Linked DNA regions of Homo sapiens: region 1 is linked to region 2. The links are chromatin loops, found by intact Hi-C in ENCODE. Cell type or tissue: Caco-2. All regions are shown on one strand. Each heading gives the region's core, and the rest is flanking DNA. Links, peaks and the distances in the headings are about the cores only. Region 1 overlaps CEP112 (centrosomal protein 112). Region 2 has its middle 26 kb from the start of AXIN2.

The links. Peaks named below come from ENCODE experiments on the same cell type or tissue, not always from the same donor. Only the 100,000 strongest peaks of a DNase experiment are listed, where the experiment ranks them.
Region 1: a loop joins it to region 2, with 6 times the contacts of the local background. A loop is called at or near these places in 2 of 110 quality-filtered maps.

The regions. Positions count from the first base shown.
Region 1 is chr17:65,651,880-65,662,664 of GRCh38, reverse strand. All of the region lies in intron 24 of CEP112 (centrosomal protein 112), which reads left to right. It also overlaps the pseudogene LOC107984971. Among named protein-coding and RNA genes, the nearest start is that of AXIN2, 96 kb to the right of the region's middle. RefSeq lists an enhancer at 5,560-5,609. In Caco-2, for the core only: no CTCF peak of the experiment used is centred there; a DNase peak (open chromatin) is centred at 5,614.
Region 2 is chr17:65,582,263-65,593,047 of GRCh38, reverse strand. No RefSeq gene overlaps it. Among named protein-coding and RNA genes, the nearest start is that of AXIN2, 26 kb to the right of the region's middle. RefSeq lists an enhancer at 9,014-9,548. In Caco-2, for the core only: a CTCF peak has its summit at 4,714; a DNase peak (open chromatin) is centred at 4,597.

The sequences.
Region 1 (10,785 bases), core at 2,689-7,688, 70 kb before region 2:
TACTGCGGCCCTCAGCCACCAGTGATTGTTGAGAGCTTTTTTCTTTGTCTTTTTACTCTTTACCATGAATTCTTTTCAGACATCATCAGAATATGATTTCTACATTTCAGTACATTTTTAATATTAAAGAAATGCCTTCAACGGAAAGAACAAAATCTTCCTGCTCTTTATTTGACCTTTTTTGGTTTGATGTGATTTAAAAAAAGATCTGGGCAACAGTTTTATAAAGAATGCACAGAGACATTCCTGAAAGAGCACACTAGTGAAAATAATCATGAAAAAAAGATTAGAAGATGCAGCCTCTTGCTCAATCTAACATGACTATTGCTCTCCCAGTACTGTTTCTTAAGGTTGCACTGGTTTTATCTAAGTCAGTAACAGTGTACTTATCTTTTTCATATTCTTATGTAAGTGTTTCTAACAGAAATTGTCCTTTCATGTATGTCTAAGTGGACCAAGCCAAGTTAATATTCATTACCACCAGGCTGGGCAACATGGTAAAACCCAGTCTCTACAAAAAATACAGAACTTAGTCAGGCGTGGTGGTGCCCACCTGTGGTCCCAGCTACTCAGGAGGCCGAGGTGGGAGGATCACCTGAGCCCATGAAGTTGAGGCTGCAGTGAGCCATGATTGCGTCACTGCACTCTAGCCTGGGTGACAGAGTGAGACCCTATCTCAAAAAAAATTTTTTAATAAATAAATAAACATATATATACACACACACACACACATATATATATTCATTACCAGTTTATCTGCTGTGTAAAAAAAATATAGATGTCAATCTCTCTTGAAAGATGGAAAATGAACTACTAACTGGCTGCCGTTTCTCCATCTCACCTAGAGCAGATGAAATGCCGATGAAGTGAGCCCAGGTCTACGTGGTTGTATATGATCTGCTTCATGCAAACTCCAGCCTACATAATAGGTTAGCAAAAATGTCTTTACATTGGCAAAAACAGTCCATGTAATGGTCTCAAACTTCAAAAGAATAATTATTTAATCTTATATACTTTTGAAATAACGTTGATCTCCGGTTCAACATAGAACTTACTCTCAGGGAACCCACAGTCTAATAGGAGAAAGCAGTGTGCAAATCAATAGTTATAATAGTATCTGATAATGAAGTACAAGCGGAGGCTCTCGGGTAAGGAAGACCTTGTACAGGTCCTGACTCAGGTACCAAGTAGCTGTGTGACTATGGATAAGCCTATTTCTTCTTATGTAAACAGCCATGAAAGTACCATATAGCATTCGTAGAAGATTAAATGAAATATAATATATGCAAAAGAGTACACTATGGTGCCTAATACATAGAAAACACCCCTTAAGTGTCAATCAGTAACTGTTAGATGAACATAATACCAAGGCATTTTAGTGGAAGGGTTGGTTACCGTGACTAGAAGGCTGTGGGAGGGTGTGGTGGAGAAGGTCCTATGTAAGAATGGAGAGTGGTTCTCTAGCCAGTTCAGAGGAAGGAAGGGCGCAGAGGAGCACAAAACAGCATGTGCAAAGGCATGAGTCACAACATGACATGGGACTTTTGGGGAAAATGCCAAGTCATTACTGGAGCACAAGGTCCTGGAAAATTAGTCTAAGACCATATGAGAAGGTTCTTAGATGATCCATGCAAAGGAGGTTGTCTTTAATCTACAGATGAAAGAAATCACAGAAGTGTTTTTATATGGGAGTGGGGTTGGGGTGAGATGATCAGATCTGCATTTTAGAGAAACATGCAACAGTGTGGAGAATCAGCTGGAGAAGGAAAAAACTAGAAGCAGGATGGTGACATTAGGTTTCTCTTCCTGTAACAGAAATCAAGGTATGGCCAGGCGGCGCTGTGGGAAGCCAAAGTGGGTGGATTGCTTGAGCTCACCTCAAGCAGGTAGATTGCCCAGCCTGGGCTGGGCAACATGGCAAAAACCTTGTTTCTACAAAAAAAAATACAAAAATTAGCAAGGCATGGTGGTACACGCCTGTAGTCCCAGCTACTTGGGAGGTTGAGGTGGGAGGATCACCTAAGACCAGAAGGTGGAGGCTGCAGTGAGCTGTGGTTGCATCACTGCTGTCCAACCTGGGCAACAGAGTGAGAACCTGTCTGAAAAAGAAACGAGAAGAAAAAAAGAGAAGAAAGGAAGAAGGGAAGAAGGAAGGAAGGAAGGAAGGAAGGAAGGAAGGAAGGAAGGAAGGAAGGAAGGAAGGAGAGAGAGAAGAGAGAGAGAGAAAGAAAGAAAGAAGGAGGGAGGGTGGGAGGGAGAAAGGAAGGGAGGGAGGGAGGAAGGAAGGAAGGAAGGGAGGGAGGGAGGAAGGAACGAGAGAGAAAAAGAAAGAAAGAGAAAGAAAGGAAGAAAGAAAGAGAGAAAAGAGAAGGAGGGAGGAAGGAAGGAAGGAGAAAAAGAAAAGAAAAAAGAAAGAAAACAAAAAAGAGGAAGGAAGGAGGGAGGGAGGGAAGGAAAGAAGGAAGGAAGGAAGGAAGGAAGGAAGGAGAAATCAAGGTATATTAGTCTCCAATCAGAAACCTTGAGTTAGTTTTTCCATTGTCTTCAGAATAAAGCCCAGGTACCTTGGCATAAGCTTCAAAGTCCTAACCACCTTGTCTCCACCTATCTCACTTATCCCCTGCCCACCCCATGACCTCCACCCATACTCTACCCTGTGACAGTCCCTAAGCATGCCACACACAGTCACCTCTATGCTTCCTGCCCTTTCCTCAGCTAGCAGTTTTTTCTTCCTCTCATCCATCTTGAAAGTTCCTACTCATTCTTCAATGTCCCAGTCAAATCTCATCACCTCTGTGATGGCCTCCATTATCCCACATAGGAGTTACTGATGTCTCCTGTTCCCTTCCTGGCCTATTATATGTCAGTTATGTATTTCTGAAGCTCCTTTTTACTTCTCGTGTAAAAAGTATAAGCTTTTTTCTTTCAGAAAGCCTAAAGGAAGTATTTTGATGACGTCACACTCCCTAAGTTTTAATTGAACAAAAAATTCTTTTCTCTCTGCTGTGTAAAGGTGAACAACTCCTGAATGGAGTCAGTGTTTACAATGGTGTTAAGAAATGTTCTGCTGTGAGGTTGTGGGGTCTCAGTTCCCTTTAGCTGGAAGGTGGGAGATTCATGCACAAAATCCTCATTAGCGTTCATCGAGCTGCCTAAGTAAATCCGGGGTGCACCGGTGGGACAACGGCTGCCTTTGTCTTCCTATTTTGTGTTTTGTATAGAATACCATATCTGGCAAGACATGCCTTCTCAAACATAAGGAGATAATTGGTACTTTGAGGGAGAGGTTTAGATTATTTATAATTGTCAAGAGTTTAAATATGCAGAAAAGAAAGAGCAGTCGTAGCTTGCCTCTTTTGAAAAATGCCCTCAAACCAGGTCAGAACTCTCTGTCTAAATCAGATATTTTGAACGATATTTAACTGAAGGTTAGATGTGGATCTTTTAAGTTTTGCTTTAAAATAGGAAACTATATGTTTATCAACAAATTAATTTCTTCTTAAACTCCCCTTATCTGTAGCACTGTTGATCACCAAAATCCGTCGTGATTAATCTGCTATCTAGACCATTCTATTTCCTATGCGGTGGTGATATTCAAGGCAGGGGATAGAAATGGTCTGATATTTTTTTTTTTTTTTTTTTTTTTTTTGAGACAGAGTCTCGCTCTGTCACCCAGGCTGGAGTGCAGTGGCGTGATCTTGGCTCACTGCAACTGAAATGGCCTGGTCTTCTGCTTATTTTCCTTGATCTTGGCAGCACCTAACACCTACTTTCCCTCCTTCCCTTGTGAAACCTAAAGGCTTGCTCCCCGCTCTCCTAACTTTCGTCTCATCTCTGGGGCCATTTCTGGTCATTCCCTGCTTCTGCTTCCTTCTTCTACATCCTAAATGTGGAAGTCCCTTATAGATGAGCCTTGGCTCCTGGGACATTCCTGTTCTCCCCTTTCCCCTTCAGAGAGCTCTTCCATTCCCGAGGCTACAGCTTCTTCTTCTGGCCTGTGATTCTTGGGCCTCTAGTCCTGCTTTTCTCCTGAGCTCTACTCGCATATTTCCTTATGAATGTTTCCTCTGCTCCTCAAACTAAGTAAATGCAAACCCCCAAACATACCTTGTGTCCTGCTTACACCCAGACCAACTCCCTGTACTGTACCCATTGCCTTGTCTCTGCAGGAACATCACCCTTCTTCTAGGCACATGGCTGAAGCATATATTCTCATACAACTCATCTCTTGCTTCTATTCTATGAGACAGGTAATTAATCAGCTTCTATTTTATGACCTTCCCATAGCCATCACCTCAGATCAGACTAGGAGTTCCTCACTTTCCTAGATCACTCCAGCAGCTCCCAGCTGCCCCCCTGAATCCCAGAATCTCCTCTCCTGAGATTCCATCACAATATTTCCAGATCAATCCTATTCCCTTCTCCACCTCCCAGTAATAAATGGGCACAGTACAGGCTTAGATGTCAGGTTTCAATCGTGGTTCTAGCAGTTACGCACTGTGTACCTGTTTCCTTCTCTATGGAGTGAGTAGATAATGTCTGTCTTCCAAATTGTATGTAAGAATTAAATAGAATCATCACAGTATGTAAAAGATTATGCAGCAATTGCTTAATACAGTATCTGGCACATATAAGGTGTTCATAATGTGGGGTTTTCTTTGCTTTTTCTATTTTTTACTACATTCAATCTAAATTTGTTGACATAACCTTTACTACCTTCCATAATTTCAAGGTGCCACCTACCTATTCAACAACAACTTTGTTCAGCCTTTTACTCATTAAAACAATATTTACTAAGCATTTGCTATGTGTCCAGTGCTCCAACCTTACTTCTATGTATAAATTGTAAATATCAGGGAGACTCCAAAACCCCCATCAGCCTCACTGAGTATCAGCCTTATTCTATAGGTTTTCTTGGGTCTTTTATTAACAAAGTCAGTTATAAACCTCAAGAGTCTCACCTACCCTTTGGTTGGGGTTTTGGTCCTTTGTTGATGAAAACTACCTTTTTTAGGAAGTCCAGCCCCAACCAAAAAGGCCTAGTCACCCTCTTTCTGAGAGGAAAGTCAGACATTGTAAACAGAAGTGAAAAACACCCTATCCCTCCCCCAGGTTTTCCCCAAACGCTTTCAGGGATGTACCTTGCAACATAGAGAAGGTGCTTCCTTCCAACTTGTTTAAACTTGGTCCTCCAAATATTCACGTTCTTCAACATGTACCTGTCCAGACTTTCCACATTCAGCCTTTCTCATCCCATGCCTGTAGAATTGCTGTACTGCTCAAACTGCTTTAGGACCTGTACCAGCTCTTCTTTAAAAGAATGGAGTATTCATAGTATATATCAACCTAAGGAAAGAAAAAATATTAGGAATGTTATTATTAACAAGAAAAACATTAGAAATGAGACCAAAATTATATATTCTAGCAAGAAAGGAGCTGGCATTTGGTTTTAGAAGAAAAGAGGCATGAGTCATTGACTATCTCAACCATATATAAAAAGTCTGATAGTGAGTAAACTGGAGAAGCACAGAGGAGGAAAGAGCATGATGAAACCAACTCCCCTCCTTCGGGGTGAATCTCTAAGATCCTCTTTGATCTCAGCAGCCCCGTAGGCCCTGGTGTTTGCCTCCGACTTTCTCAGCTTTGAAGCCAGCCTACTTATTAATAGCCACTGTGCTGATTAAGAACTGCAATACTGAGATGACAGAATCTTCTCTTTGTCTTTAGGGAGAGCATGTGTGATGAGTTTACTGTAGACATTCCGAAGACCTTGTCATTTTGAGACAAAGACTGACTTAACACCAAAGGTTGTAAGCTCTGTGTGATTCGTTCATTCATCAGCAAATATTTATTGTATTGAGTTGCTACCATATGCCAGGCACCATGCTAAATGCTGAGGCCATAGCAGTCAGCAAAATGAACACAGTCCCTACCTAGTGGAGCTTGGTCTAGTCACAGGGGTCAGCCAACTTTCTATAAAGGGCCAGATAACAAATGTTTCAGGGCTTTGTGAGCTATAAGGTCTCTGTCAAGACTACTCAATACTGCCATTGTCATGAGAAAGCAATCACAGACAATAAGTAAACAAATGAGCATGGCTGTGTTCCAGTAAAACTTTATTTACAAAAACAAGCAGTGTCCCAAATTTGGTCTGCAGGCTGAAGTTTGTTGACCCCTGGTCTAACAGATGCAACACGCATAAATGTAAGTGAATATTTTGCATATTCTATGTTGTTTCAATTCAGACCGTTTGGGTTGCAAGTGACAGAAAATCTAACCCAAACTGAAAAATCCAAAGACAGGGCTAACTCTAGGTACAGATTGATAAAGGGCTTAGTTTATTTTTCTCCACTTCTCAATTCTTCCCCTGGATTGCCAAAACCCTCAGTTCACTTCTTACTCTGTGGTAGCAAGATGGTTGTCACAATTCCAGAATGACATCAATGGGGAAAGTCCAGTGGATGAGAGAGTCTGCATCCTTTGACTGTCAGTGACTCTGGTTACCTGGACTTGGATCATGTTACCAGGCCCTCAATAGTTATGGCTCCAGATAATGCGACGTGATGATTGCCTTAGGGTCCCGTCACATACTCTACCCCTGACCCTTGGGTGGGTCAGAGAATGGGAGAGGGGTAGATTCCAGTTACCAGAAAACTGGTGAATAATGCTGGAGTAAATGCTGGAATGAATGCTGCTGAATAAAATCTCCGCTACATGTGTCTTGAGAAATTCTAAATGAGTACCTCCCAAGGCCACATTTATTAATAGGAGCTCTGTAATATGGTTTTAGCTTTTCCATCTCCATCAGGAAGTAAAGGGTATTGCTTATATGCAAAATACTGTCCAAAATTTTAATATTCACATGTGTTTATTTTACATCACAACCTCAATCTTTTTTTTTTCCTGTTACCAGTATTTTTATTCAGTTTAGCTTATGCCAGAATATAAATACATAACAATATGTCCTTTCTTGTAATGGGTAGTCTTTTACATAACTAAAATTTGTGGCTAGCAGTTTATATAACAAAAGAAAAGCTAAATCTGTAAATTATCAGAAAAGAAGCAAGGATAAAGGAAAATAATACATTTTACATGAATTATAAAGGACAGTTACAATGAAAATCCATTACTTTCCTCTCAACCCAATTTTACAAAATAAAGTCAACATGTATTATTCTGTGAGCTGCTAAGAGTACATAAACACTGTGGCCCATTCAAAAGACAGCAGTCAAAGACAAAATGTTATCTTCATGTCATGTACTGTTCTTAGTTCTTTACTGGAGTTGAGCTTCCTTTCGTAGTCTTCTTTAGGTGGTGGTAATTTGGCAAGATTTTCATCGAGAAATCCAGCTGTAGTGTCTGAGGCTGCGGTCGCTCAGCCTGCACCCAACAAAGGCAGTCTGCACCATAGATCACCGTATTCTCCGGGATGACTTCAAAAGTGTTTAGGTTGCAACAAGCGCCAGTGAGACAGCCACTTGTCAATATTAGATTTCTGCCTACATACACTTTTAATTCAATGACATTATTATCTCCCATCTCCATGGCTTGGGAATGACGCCAACTTTAAACACATTATTGGTGCCAATGATCATAGGTTTTGGTTCTGGATCTCCAGTGTCAAGAGTGATACTATCCGAGGAAGCATTTATGATAAGGGCCTGTTCTTCTATCAGGTTCCCTTTGCCAATCACTATTGGCCCGGCTTCCGCAATAATTTGTGCTTTAGGATGGATCGCTGTCCGAGTTCCTCTTCTGAGTCTTTGCTGCCATGGTACGACCCCAGTGACAACCTCAATCTTATTCAGAATTTAAGTCTTTGATTCATGAACAAATTCAGACAGTTTATTAGTAATTTTCTGGCCTTTGACTATGTTATCCATTTTCTGTCTTTCCTCTGTGTGTGAATCCTTAGAGGCAGACTTACCAGACCTTTGTTTTCTTTTTGGTGTCAGAGAATCTTTTGAACTACCTGAAGCTGGATTTAGAGCACCTAAACCTAATTAAAGTGCTAGGTTTGAACCATTCACTCATGCTAAAGCCACCTTTTTCTCCACAGGATCAGAAAATGGTCCTGAAAATATAACCCTTTCCAGAAACTAGTTCATGCCACCTTCAAACAACAGAGGTCGGCAACTGCTTCCTGCACCAGCCACCCGCTTGCCTTGGAGTCCCAGGCCTGTTAAGCAGCAGGCTTCACTCCCTTGCGGTGGAACGGTTCCTATGAACAGGGAATGGAGGACTCCTATTGCGCTGCACGCTTAGTTTGAGAGGACGCCAGTTAGAATAAAGAAAGTGAAGAGGAAATGATATTGAAGAAAGGCGGGAAATGAATATTTTTAAGATTGTTAAGAAAATTGCAGTTATTTCTACATTTTCACTTTATACTTCAGAATCAAAGTACATGAGCTCTGCAGCAGAGCACCTTTCTTAAAACGGATTTTTCTTGGCAGTTGCTGTGGCAACACATGATACTTTAACCCCAATAAGAATGGAATTTCTTAGAAGGCGGTACATTTTCTCACCTGTACTACAGCATTTTTTTGGCATCATCTTTTACTACTATTTCTTTCATTCCTATTCTTTTTTTTTTTTTTTTTTTTTTTTTGATGGAGTCTTGCTCTGGTTGCCAGGCTAGAGTACAGTGGCGCAATCTCGGCTTACTGCAACCTCTGTCTCCTGGGTTCAAGCAATTCTCCTGCCTCAGCCTCCCAAGCAGCTGGGACTACAGGTGCGCACCACCACGCCCGGCTAATTTTTGTATTTTTCGTAGAGATGGGTTTTCACCATGTTGGCCAGGCTGGTCTTGACCTCCTGACCTTGTGGTCTGCCCGCCTCTGGCTCCCAAAGTGCTGGGATTACAGGCATGAGCCACGTGCCCAGCCCTCATTCTTATTCTTGAAACCAAAATATACTCATTCCCCTAAAAAGCCTATGCAAAAACGTTTGGCTGCATAAAGGCCCATCCCTCAGAAACATCCTCCACATTCCTGTTTATGTTACATCTGATCCCTCCCAGCAAGCCTTCCTGTGCCCAGCTCCTGCCCACCTCCTCTGGCCCTTCGCCACCCTTCAGAAGCCCTGTGTCTTTTTGCTGCACTCTTCTTACACCAGATGGCCAATTGCAGTGCCTGCCCTTGTCCACCCTCCCTCAGAGTACACGCCATGCTCCAAAGTCACCTCTTTTTCTCCCTCCCCTCCTCCTGCCCCCTTCAATCTACCCACCAGTCAAACTCACTTTACTTAACACATTCTGCTAAGCCAGACATTCAAAGAACAGTTTCTGAATAATCCACAAGGAGTAGAAGTATATGTTATTTTCCCTTAATCCTCCTATGTATTGGTGGAAATCCAGATGGAAAGAGAGTTTTGAGCTGAGATCCTTCCCTTAAATTAAGTCATTTACAATAAAGCAATGGTTCCCCACCTGTGGACCAGAGTTATTGACAAGGATCTGAGAAAATTCATATGCACACTGCTATACAATGAATGTTTGTGTCCCCTCCCAAATTCATATGTTGAATCCCTAATCCCCAATGTGATGGTATTCGGAGGTGGCCTTTGGGAGGTAATTAGATCTAGATGAGGTCATGAGGGTAGGTCCCCCATAATGAGATGAATGTCTTTATAAAAAGAGGAAGAGAGACCAGAGCGCATCAAGGAAAGGCCATATGGGGAGGTCCACATACACATTGCTGTAAACTGGAAGCAGGAAGAGAGCCCTTTCCAAGAACCTGGCCATGTTGGCACCCTGATCTTGGACTTTCAGCCTCCAGAACTGTGAGAAATATATGCTTATTGATTAATCTGCTCAATCTATGGTATTTGTTATAGCAGCCCAAACTAAGACACTCACTAGCCATTGTTGGTATCCTGGATAAACAGGCACTACTGTTTTTCAAATATATATAGATTGTTTTGAATTATAAAATATAAATTCATTTAAAATTGATTCTGGATTCATAGGAGCTTTTGGTAAGGTACTTTCTCAATCCACAGATACTAAAAAATACAAAAACATTTCAATGGAGTCCTCAATCATTAATTTATGCAAATAACTTGCTATAAGGATTTCTAATGTTGCAAATAATTAGAAATAGCAATAAAGTCTAATGATAGAGAATTGGCTAAATGGAATATATATATAAATGTAATTCATGCTATATACATAATATAATGAAATATATATAATAAAAATCTCCATTAAGTCATATAATGATAACTAATGTTTATTGAACATCTATTATGTGCAACTTATAAAAATTTTGCAGGTGTTAAATCATCTAATCTTCACGGTGGCCTTGAAAAGTTATTTTCCTGATAAGAAAACTGAGGCACAGAGAAGTTACTCTTTCTGGGAGCACACAGATTAGGGGCACAACTCAGACCCAACTCCAGATACCCCAGTTTCAGTATCTGGGCTCTTAATCCCTACACTTTATTAAATCAAAAGATTACAAAAGAGTCTGTCCTTTTCTACTAGATGGCTCTATTAGCTCATATTACCAGGCACCCCCTCAGCTCCAAACACTCTACAATGATTGATAAAATATAAAAAGAGATCACATTGTGGTTTTGATTTGCATTTTCCTGATCATTAGTGATGTTGAGCATTTTTTGCCATTTGTATAACACCTTACACTCTCAAGAATGGCCATAATCAGCTGGGCGCAGTGGCTCATGCCTGTTATCCCAGCACTTTGGGAGGCCAAGGCAGGCGGATCACCTGAGGTCAGGAGTTGGAGACCAGCCTGGCGAACATGGTGAAACCCTATCTCTACTAAA
Region 2 (10,785 bases), core at 2,836-7,835:
GCAGGGCAGGCTGGGAATCCCCAGGGACCAGGGAGCCCTGTGGGTGGGAGGAGGGCTTGATCCCTCAGGGGCCTCCCCCGCTTCCCCCACCTCTCTCACTCTCCTTGCATCCTCTGAGACATCCCTGACACCCATCAGAGAGAAGCAGACCTGGTGACCGGGCCAACATCTTTATTTTATGAATGAGAAAATAACATTTCAAAAGCCAAGATGGCTTGCCTGGAGAGCACCCGTGAATTGGTAGTAGCAGAACCCCCACCAAAGGCAGAGCTGACTCCCACAGCTAGAGCTGGATGAGCAGACAGGACCTGGGGAAGAAAGGAAGACTGCATCCAACTAGAACATTGCCCCAGGGAGACCCAACACTTGTATGACACTGGCATCAGCCCTGGCTAGCATCTTTCCAAGGCCTCCTGGCGGCTTCTTGCCCTGCACACCTGTGCGTTGCCCTTCAGTAAATCCCAAAGCCAGAGGGGGCCTCCCCTGGGTCATCATGGCCCCTGGGGTGCCATCCCCTGATTTATTGGGCTGATTGCCCAGCTCAGGTCTCCATTCTAGGGGTTGGAGAGGTTGGAGGGGAGCTCAATAGACTTCCTGGCCACCAAAATTGGGAGGCCTTCCTGGCGCATGGCTTCAGGCTGTCCTTTCGGCTGTTAGAAGTTTAACAAAAAGCCTTTGAAATGGATAGATGCTTGACCAGCTGCCAGGGCAGCTATAGCCTCTCTGCAAACTCGGGGCAGGGCTCTCTGACCACATTCCTAGGCCCAACCAGTGGGAAGGCTGGGTGCTGGGGGAGGTTACTAGAATATCTTCACCACTGCCAACATGCCTCAGCCCCACCAACCCTCCTTTGGGCTTCTACAGAGAGCCATCTGAGTCCTCCAAGGACCAGGAAATGCACCCCAGACCCACCAGGGCAACACAGTGCTCCACACAGAGTGTGATTCTGTAAATGTTTCCTGAGTGCAGGTAGAGTGCAGAGGCCTCTGTCCAGCTCTCAGGAGACAATCACCAGCACACCTGAGAAGACTGTGGCCCATCCATCTGCAGCCCTCACTCCATTCCTTACAAAATATGGCTGTCACAGTGGCTCATACCTGTAACCCTAGCTCTGAGTAGGAGGATTGGTTGAGGCCAGGAATTCAAGACCAGCCTGGGCTGCGTGACAGAGTGAGACCTCGTCTCTGTAGGAAAAAAAAAACAATATATATATGTATGGCAGGGTGGGGGAGAGAGAGAGAGAGAAGGTCTCGCTCTGTCACCCAGGCTGAAGTACAGTGGTTTGATCATGGCTCACTGCAGCTTGAGGTGGGCTCAAGGATCCTCCCACCTCAGCCTCTCCAGGTGAGTTGGGACTACAGGTATGCACCACCACATCCAACTAATTTTTTTAAAAAATTTTGTAGACATAAGGTCTCACTCTGTTGCCCAGACTGGTCTCAAACTCCTGGGCTCAAGTGATCCACCTGCCTCAGCCTCCCAAAGTGCTGGGATTACAGGTGTGAGGGACCGTGTCAGGCTGAAATAATTTCTTCTTCTTCTTCTTCTTTTTTTTTTTTTGAGATGGAGCCTTGCTCTGTCGCCCAGGTTGAAGTGCAATGGCTTATTCTCACTCCACCGCAACCTCTGCCTCTCGGGTTCAAGTGATTCTCCTGCCTCAGCCTCTCGAGTAGTTGGGACTACAGGCATGTGCCACCACGCCCGGCTAATTTTTGTATTTTTAGTAGAGATGAGGCTTCACCATATTGACCAGGCTGGTCTCTGATTCCTGACCTCAAATGATCCAACCATCTCAGCCTCCCAAAGTGCTGGCATTACAGGCGTGAGCCACCATGCCCGGCCTCTGTCTCTATTCTTTAAAAAACCAAAAACACCAAAAGCTTCTCTGAAGCAGTATAAATGTACCCTAGGGAAAGAGACTGCAGCATCTCAAGACACAAGCCATACTTGGGCCTCAGGTGGAAGAATCAAAGGAGGGCAGGAGAGAGCTGGGGACCTCCTACTCCGTCTGCAACTGACTCTTGTACCGTGGTGTGGCTGCCCTGCAGCTGCCAGACCTTTGCAGAAAGGCTGTATTGGGAAGATGACTCTGGCCAGAGCCAGCAGCCGCCTTGATTTTATTACCTTTTAACACTCATGATCTAACTAGCTGACCAAATTTCACTTCCAACCTTTTATCCCCCTTTCTGGTTTTTTAAGCTCAGAAAGAAACACTGTGGCCGGGCGTGGTGGCTCACGCCTGTAATCCCAGCACTTTGGGAGGCCGAGGTGGGCGGATCACGAGGTCAAGAGATCAAGACCAGCCTGGCCAACATGGTGAAACCCCATCTCTACTAAAAATACAAAAATTAGCCAGGTGTGGTGGTGCACGCCTGTAATCCCAGCTACTCGGGAGGCTGAAGCCCGAGAATCGCTTGAACCCGGGAGGCGGAGGCTGCAGTGAGCTGAGATCGTGCCACTGTACTCCAGCCTGGGCAACTGAGCGAGACTCCATCTCAAAAAAAAAAAAAAAAAAAAGAAAGAAAGAAAGAAAAGAGAAACACTGTGGCCAACTGTGCCTGGATTATCAGAGATCATAGAGAGTGTTCCCTGAAGAAGGGCAGGTAATGTGTAGCGGTGTGTAACATAGACTCTCCTTGATCACAGATAGGCTATGCATTCATTTGATTTGTTCTTGGAAAATTCTGATGATTAGCTGGGCATGGTGGTGTGCACCTGTCATCCCAGCTTACTTGGGAGGTTTGAGGTGGGAGGATTACTTGAGCCCAGGAGTTCAAGGCTGCCAAGAGCCATGATCACACCACTGCACTCCAGCCTGGATGACACAGCGAGCCCCTGCCTCAAAATTAAGAATAAAAATAAATAAAATAAAATTATGGCGAATATTCAATGTAGCCTGATACAGGGAAATGATATGATTTGTTCCACAATCCAATCCAAAAACTTTGAAAATCATCTGCTAATTTAGATTTTTTTTTTTGAGACAAGGTCTTGCTTTGTTGCCAAGGCTGGAGTGCAGTAGTGCAATTTCGGCTCACTGCAACCTCCACCTCCCCGGTTCAAGCGATTCTCCTGCCTCAGCCTCCCAAGTAGCTGGGATCACAGGTGTATGCCACCACACACAGCTAATTTTTGTATTTTTACTAGAGACGGGGTTTCACCATGTTGGCCAGGCTGGTCTCAAACTCCTGACCTCAGGTGATCCACCCGCCTCAGCCTCCCAGTGCTGGTAACTCATGTCTATAATGAGCCGCTATGCCTGGCCACTAATGTAGATATTATACAAGGCAGCCTACATCCTCTTAGAGAAGAGAGAACTTGGTGGTAACTGAAAACATCTGTAGTATGGCCTGTCCTTGCCCCCAGAGAGGCTGCATGGACAGTGCCCTCTGCACTGTCTTCCCCAGAGCTCCTGTCAGCAAAGGGGTGCCTGAAGCCAGGGTCGCCAGTCCTTGGCTCTGGGACAAAACTGGTCCATGTGTGAAACTGGATGCTGGGAACGTATTGCCAACCTTTGATTTTTATGATGTTGTAAACCCAGATGTCTTAGCTCAGACATATGTGTAATGTATTGGAACAAGCCCAGACTTTGAAGTCAGACAGACTTGTGTTCAAGTCCAGACCCTGCCGTTCACTGACCAGCTTAGCTTGGGCAAGTCCCACAGGCTCTCAGATCCTCAGTATTCCCGGTGGTGTGTGGTGGGTCCCGCATGAAAGACACCTACCTGTGCTGGGCCCCTGCTTTGGGTGAAGTTCTGGAAATGCAAAGGTGAATGAATCTTTTCCTTGCCCTTAAAGAGCTCACACTGTAGAGCTGTGGGCACAGGTTCCCGTGCTGTGCAATGGGGTGGGGACTTTGAGGTAGACACTGGGGGTGGCCAGGAGAGCCTGGCCATCCTGGAGCATGGCACAGACTCCCCGTCCCCCTCACTCTCATCCCCACATCTGGGGCACCAGGGTTCCCACAGTGAGGTGGGGCATAAACCCTGCCTGGCAGAGAGGCCGACAGAGGTTATACAGGCGTTCCCTGACAGTTCAGATGTTACAGTCAGAGTCTCGTTGTTTTCTTGCAGTCTTGAGGCTCCAGACAAGTCAGCTTTGTAAATGGGCCTAGGGTACAGATTTGAATGTTTCAGAGGGAGATGCTCTGCTTTTGGGTCTATCAGTGACAGGACCCAGTGGGCTGTCAAGGGGAAGGGGGAAAGGGATGGTGTCCCAGCCATGTCATCCACAGTCCTGGTTTTCCAAGAGAAAGGTGACTTCCGTGCGTCATTATAACAGGGAAGAGGTTAACCTGGAAGCTCAATGGTTCTGGGACACTGTGGAAGGCTGGCCTGGCCCTGGAGGGTGGGGGGCAGGACAGGCAGTTGACATATGGGTGGCTGAGTGTGTCTGGCTGGATCAGGAGTGCGGGCGGCCAGCGAGCTGGCACCGGGCCTGGTTAAAGGCCTATCAGAGTCTCATTGACTGGCTGTCTTTGATCTCTGTTTATTCACAAGTCTGAAGAGGTAACGCCCGTGCTCAGTGATTAATTGCATTTTGGGTGGAGACCACATGCCTTAGTGATAGCTGCAGCCACAGGGACAGACCAAGGTTTCTGTCAGTATCCAGCCTTGAAGGTCAAAGTTCTCCCTATGCACCTTCTCATCACCTGCATGAAGCTTGCAAAGGCAGCCGCCAACCTGTAGGGGACATTCAGTAAATGTCACTTTTCTCCCTGCTGGCCCTTGTCTGACATTACTCAGCATTTCAGAAGTGGCATATACTATGGACTTACAACAAGCCTTGAACATTCTTGGAAAACTTGCCCAAGCTGGAATCCCATTTTTATCTTTATAACCATCTTAGAGATGAGTAGGGCAGGTAGAGTCGTTGTGATTGTGGAGATAAAGAGCACTGAGTAACCGATGGATGGGAACTTGGCCTTCCCCACATTAGTTAACCAGTCAGTGGCAGCCCTTGGATGGGCCCCGATTCTTGCAGCAAAGCCCTATTGTAGCCACTGATGTGGTTCTCGGTTAGCTGGTGAGGTCAGTATGGGGTCATTCCTTGCTTGCCAAATCCCTTGTCCACTCCCAGCTGGAAAAAATTTTTTCGAGTTATAAAGTCCCCATAATCCCGGAAAAGGAGCTGATGCGGCTGTCCTGTTTTGGGCTTTCCTCGACATTCTAGATTTGAACCATACTAAGTACTTCCCAAGCAGGAATTCCTGGCTGGCCCTGGCTAGTCATGAGATGCACTGGAAGTCCCTGGGCAGCCTCACATGGCACCAGATGCCCTCAGTGCTCTGCTCTCCAACCCCCTCTCTCCCCACCCCCACCCCACCCTGGAGACCAGCTTCTTCCTGCTTCACTCGCAGCGTTTCCTGCTGCCTCTCTGGTGGAAGCTTCTAGAATGTGTTTTGCTGGCAACTGGGAGAGCAGCAAGTGTCTGCATACCTTTAATCTCCTCCCAGCCCTTAACTAGTGGTGGACAGATGCTGGGGTATAAATCCTCCAGCTCCCTTGTCCCCAAGCCAGAACAGTGGTGAGCAGTGGGCTACGCTGTCTCCAGATTTCCCCATGGGTGGAACCAAAGTCCCCCCTCTGTGGACACTGCTCGGTGTCACAGCCTTGCTTGGCTTCCTTCCCTTCCATTCCCTCGCTCCCCTGCAGGATTTTCCTTACAGTTTTCCTAGTAATTCACATGCATTCCCCTCACAGAGTCAGTTTCTGGGGAGCCCTATCTAAGACAGTTGCTGAAATAAAATGTGAATATCTAAACAAATATGATCGCTTACATTCGTGTAATGGACTCCCATGGGGTCCCTGCTGCCTGAATCCTACCTCTCATTACATCCAGCCCCAACACGCCCACAACAGGGAGCTTTCTAAAACCCAGCTCAGGTTACGTAGCTCCTCCACTACCCAGTTTAAGACAATTTATCTGCGAAGTCAAGGCCATACTCCTAGCAGAGCCCTGGGTTTCTCCTTGATCTGGCCACAACAACTTCCACTCCAGACAGCCCCCTGTGGGTTACGTACTGTCCGGCTCCACAGGGAGCCATCCCCTCTCCCAAGGCTGCGTCGAGCTTCAGAGCCTGTGCTCATGCTGTTCCATCTTCCAGGTTTGCCCTTCTCAGTTTCCTTGAGCTGATTTTACCCCTTGTCATCTCCTGTAAAGTAGACTCAGTGCCCCCTTTTGCTCCCCTAGCACCCTGGGTACATCTCCACCTTGGTCGTTACCCTGTTTCTATGTTGATCTCTCACACAATGAGAGCTCCTGAAGAGCAAAAGTCCGGGTCTGACCATTGCTGACACTGCCCCCGAGTCTAAGCCAGTGCCCACCTGGCAGGCACCTGACATGTGGGTCAGAACAACCTGGTGATGCTCCCAGAGGAGCTCCATGAAACATGGTGCTATGGACCCAATCTGTCTCCCCAAAATTCCCATGTTGATGCCCTGACCCCCAATATTCAGAGATGGGGCCTTTGGGAGGTGATTAGGTTCAGATGAGGTCATGAGGATGGGGCCCTCATGGTGGGATTAGTGCCCCTATAAGAGGAGACACAAAGGCCAGGCACAGTGGCTCACGTCTGTAATCCCAGCACTTAGGGAGGCTGAGGCAGGCTGATCACCTGAGGTCAGGAGTTTGACACCAGCCTGGCCAACATGGTGAAACCCCATCTCTACTAAAAATACAATACAAAAATTAGCCGGGCGTGGTGGCGTGTGCCTGTAATCTCAGCTACTGGGGAGGCTGAGGCAGGGCAATCGCTGGAACCCAGGAGGCAGAGGCTACAGTGAGCTGAGATCGTGCCACTGCACTCCAGCCTGGGCAATAAGAGTGAGACTGCATCTAAAAAAAAAAAAAAAAAAAGAGATGCCAGAGAGCTTGCTCTCTCTCTGTCTCTCAGCCATAGCAGGACATAGCCAGAAGGCAGCCCTCTGCAAGCCAGAAAGAGAGCCCTCACCAGGAACCAAAGACGTCAGCATCTTCATCTTGGACTTCCAGCCTCCAGAACTGTGAGAAGTAAATATCTGTGATTTAACCACCCAGTGTATGGTGTTTTGCTATGGCAGCCCAAGCTGACTAATGCACATGGGTACAGTAAACCCAAATGTACATTTCTGGGCAAATACCAAAGATCCTGTTCTAGAATTCAGTGTCAAGACCTACCAAATATTTTTTAGGGTTGGTTTTTCTTAATTATGGGAGAAAGAATTGAGGCATTTCTGTCCATTAATTTTACCTGTATGTAATGACAATTACATCCATTGTTTTAGGCTATCTTGATCCAGGGTGGTCTAAAAATCACTGGGCTAAGCTGCTGACCCCTCAGCCTGACCTCCTGAGTCTCCAGAGAAAAGCTCTGGAATCCGGCTTTGTGTAGACCTCCCCCAGGACTCTGATGCAGAGAACAGGTGCAGCCCATGGTGCTGTCTAGCACCCCTGGACCTAAAAGCTCTAAGGCCAGGTCTGAAACTGAACTCATGAATGCTCTCACTCCAAGATCCCACTTGATCTGTTTGATCTATTTGATCCAGTGTGATCTGTTTGATATTTAAGTTTTATGAATTGTTTGCAAGTGACATACAATGTCAACAGTGAGTCAGGCACCCCCAAAGCCAAATAGGGTGGATTCATCAGAGATAAAAGCAACCAGCGAGACTGGCCTGCAAGAGTCATCCCGGCCACTCTCAAGGCATGTGAACGTTAGCCTCACCTTCCAAGGCCCAAAGTCCCTGCTCTTCCTGAGGTTCTCTTGGATCGGCCAGAGGGGCCCGTGTATGCGCTCTGCATTCTGCCTCGGGTTGGGGGGTTGGCTAAGAAGGGATCTCCTAGCTTCTGGGCCCTGAGCAGCAATCAGAGCCTCCTGGGGCCTGCGGGACTTCCTGGTGGCGCCACCAGCCCTTTTAGTGCCAGCACGTTGGCCTTGGCTTTGCTGGCTCTTCCAGCAGCCAGCACTGTCCCTGCCAGGAACTGTGATCCCACAGCCAAGGCTTTGTAGCCTCTTCATGGAGAGAGAGGCTGTGCAGCTTCCTCTTCAGCTGGGCCAGGGTCCCTTGGGGTTCCCTTTCTTCCAAGGCCACATCCCTTAAGAAACAAAGCAAGTCCTTCTCAGGTGCTCGTGATCCTTGCAGGGGGTGCCTCAAGGACCTTCCAGGCAGGTGGAGAGAGGCAGTGACCTAGTCTTGCAGGAAGTGTCCTCAGTCTTCATGCAGAAAGCCTTGGGGACCTGGGCAAGAGAAGAGTTAAGTTCTGGGCTGAGGCTTCAGTGTTCAATTTCTTTATTTCCTGTTGATGACATTATTGCCTTCCTACAACCATTGACACATGTTGCTTTCATCTGTTTCATTTCAAGACATGAGTACACTCGCTGGAAACTATGCTTAATAGCTAAACTCAAAACATTTGGATTTCCTTTCCTTCTGTGACTCTTTGCTGGTATGCTGCATTCTCTAGTTTTTTTGGGTGGTGGTGGCATGTGTGTTTTTTTCAGCCACCATTTCTAAGCAGCAAAAAGAGAAGTCACTGGCTCTCTGGCCACCTGCCTCAGGCCCATCTGCTGCATATGGGATATTTCCCTTCGCTGGAGGAGGCCTATGTTTGCCCCATGTTGTGGTGGTTGGAGAGCATCTCTTCGTCCTCTTCTTTTACCCAGCTCCTTCCCCTGCCTGTCAGGGAGAGGACCAGCCTTGTCAGGGAGAGGACCATACCTACAGGATGGGCAGATGGCTTCTTCCAGTTGCTGTGTGCCCTGGAGCCTGCACCTACCCTTCCCACCTTCCCCAGCAGTGCAGGGCTGCATGACTCATGGCTTGGACCTTCTGAACAGAGCCTCCGGAATAGAGAGGTGAGCTTGTCAGTCTGGACCCGAGGACTCAGGGGAACAAATAGGACTTGCTGCCTGGGCTGCCTGTGGAGGGGATCTGGGCAAAGCTCCCCTTGGCCAGACCTTGGATGGAAAGCGGCCATTGGAAGCAGGCCAGCCTCATCTGGTTGGAATAGGGTTTGACACGTGTTTCCAAGCCTGGTCGCAGAGCTGCAGCTGCCACTAGCCCTTCCCTGGGCCCGGACTGCGCTGCCCGTTGACAGTCTGCAAAGCAAGCAGTCAGTCTGCTATGGAAGGGTTTGCAAGGTGGATGCCCCCCTAGCCTGGGGTGACTGCCCAGCCCCCACCAGCCTCCTGGGAGGGACATATTCCCAGGAGGAAGCCAGAGGGGAGCGGGAGGGGAAGGCAGCCACAGTCTGACTCCCTAAGATGAAGAAAGTCACTTGCGGTATGCATGGACCTTTATGTCCATTTCTCCTTTTATCCTTCCCGTAACAGAACGGCTTATTCCCATTTTGCAACTGGGAAAAGTGAAGCCCAGGAAGGGTGAGAAATTTGCTCAAGCTAGGCCAGGTGTGGTAGCTCACACCTGTAATCCCAGCTGAGGATTACAGCTGGGAGGCTGAGGCAAGAGGATCACCTGAGGTCAGGAGTTCGAAACCATCCTGGCCAACCTGGTGAAACCCCATCTCTACTAAAAACACACAAAAATTAGCAAGTTGTGGTGTCAGACACCTGTAATCCCAGCTACTCAGGAGGCTGAGACAGGAGAATCATTTGAACCCGGGAGGCAGAGGTTGCAGTGAGCCAAGATCATGCCATTGCACTCCAGCCTGGGTGATAGAGCGAGACTCCGTCTCAAAAAAAAAAAAAAAAAAAAATCAGAAAAAAGAAATTTGCTCAAGCTCACAGAGTTGGGTTTGTTTTGTTTGAGACAGGGTCTCATACTGTCGCTCAGGCTGGAGTACAGTGGCGCTATCACAACTCACTACAGCCTTGACTTCCCAGGCTCAAGCGATCCTCCAGCCTCAGCCTCTCAAGTAGCTGGGACCACAGGTGCAAGCTTTCATGCCTGGCTAATTTTTAATTTTTTTTGTAGAGATGGGGCTATGTTGCCCAGGCTGGTCTCGAACTCTTGGGCTCAAGCAATCCTCCTGCCTCGGCCTCCCAAAGTGCTGGGATTACAGGTGAGCCACTGCCTTACACAGCTTTTAAATGCTGAAGTTGGGATATGGGCCCAGACTTGAGGTCACCAAAGCCAGTTTTCTTTGGGATGCATCAAACCTGTCTGCCTGGAGGGAGATGGTGGTGGGTGCACTAGGCTTGGTGGGTGCGCTAAGCTAGACTTTAAGAAGATGGCCGGGCTCGGTGGCTCACGCCTGTAATCCCAGCACTTTGGGAGGCTGAAGCAGGTGGATCACGAGGTCAGGAGTTCGAGACCAGCCTGGCCTACATAGTGAAACCCCATCTCTACTCAAAAATACAAAAAATTAGCCAGGTGTGGTGGCAGGCACCTGTAATCCCAGCTACTCGGGAGGCTGAAGCAGGAGAATCGCTTGAACCCAGGAGGTGGAGGTTGCAGTGAGCTGAGATTGCACCATTGCACTCTAGCCCAGGCGGCAGAGCGAGACTCCATCTCAAAAAAAAAACCAGAAGAGTCCATACTCCTCCCATTTTTCTCCTCGGTCCCTCTCTCCCACTTCATCCTGGGCCTCTTCTGTTCAGCAATCCACATTTCAGGCAAATAGGAAGAAAGTCCGCTAATAGACAGGTAAGCGTGGTTGTGTGCATTTTATCCAGGAGGAAGAACATTTGAGGCCATTCTGCTGTGCCTTTCAAGTCCGCAGATCTGGCCAAGAGCCTGAGATAGCAGGAAGTGTGAAGAACAGAAACTTCAAGGGAAGAAGTGTGTGAGGGGATGGAAATGCTAGAGGCTTATAGGGCCAGGAAAGTTATCACTCCTATCTGTC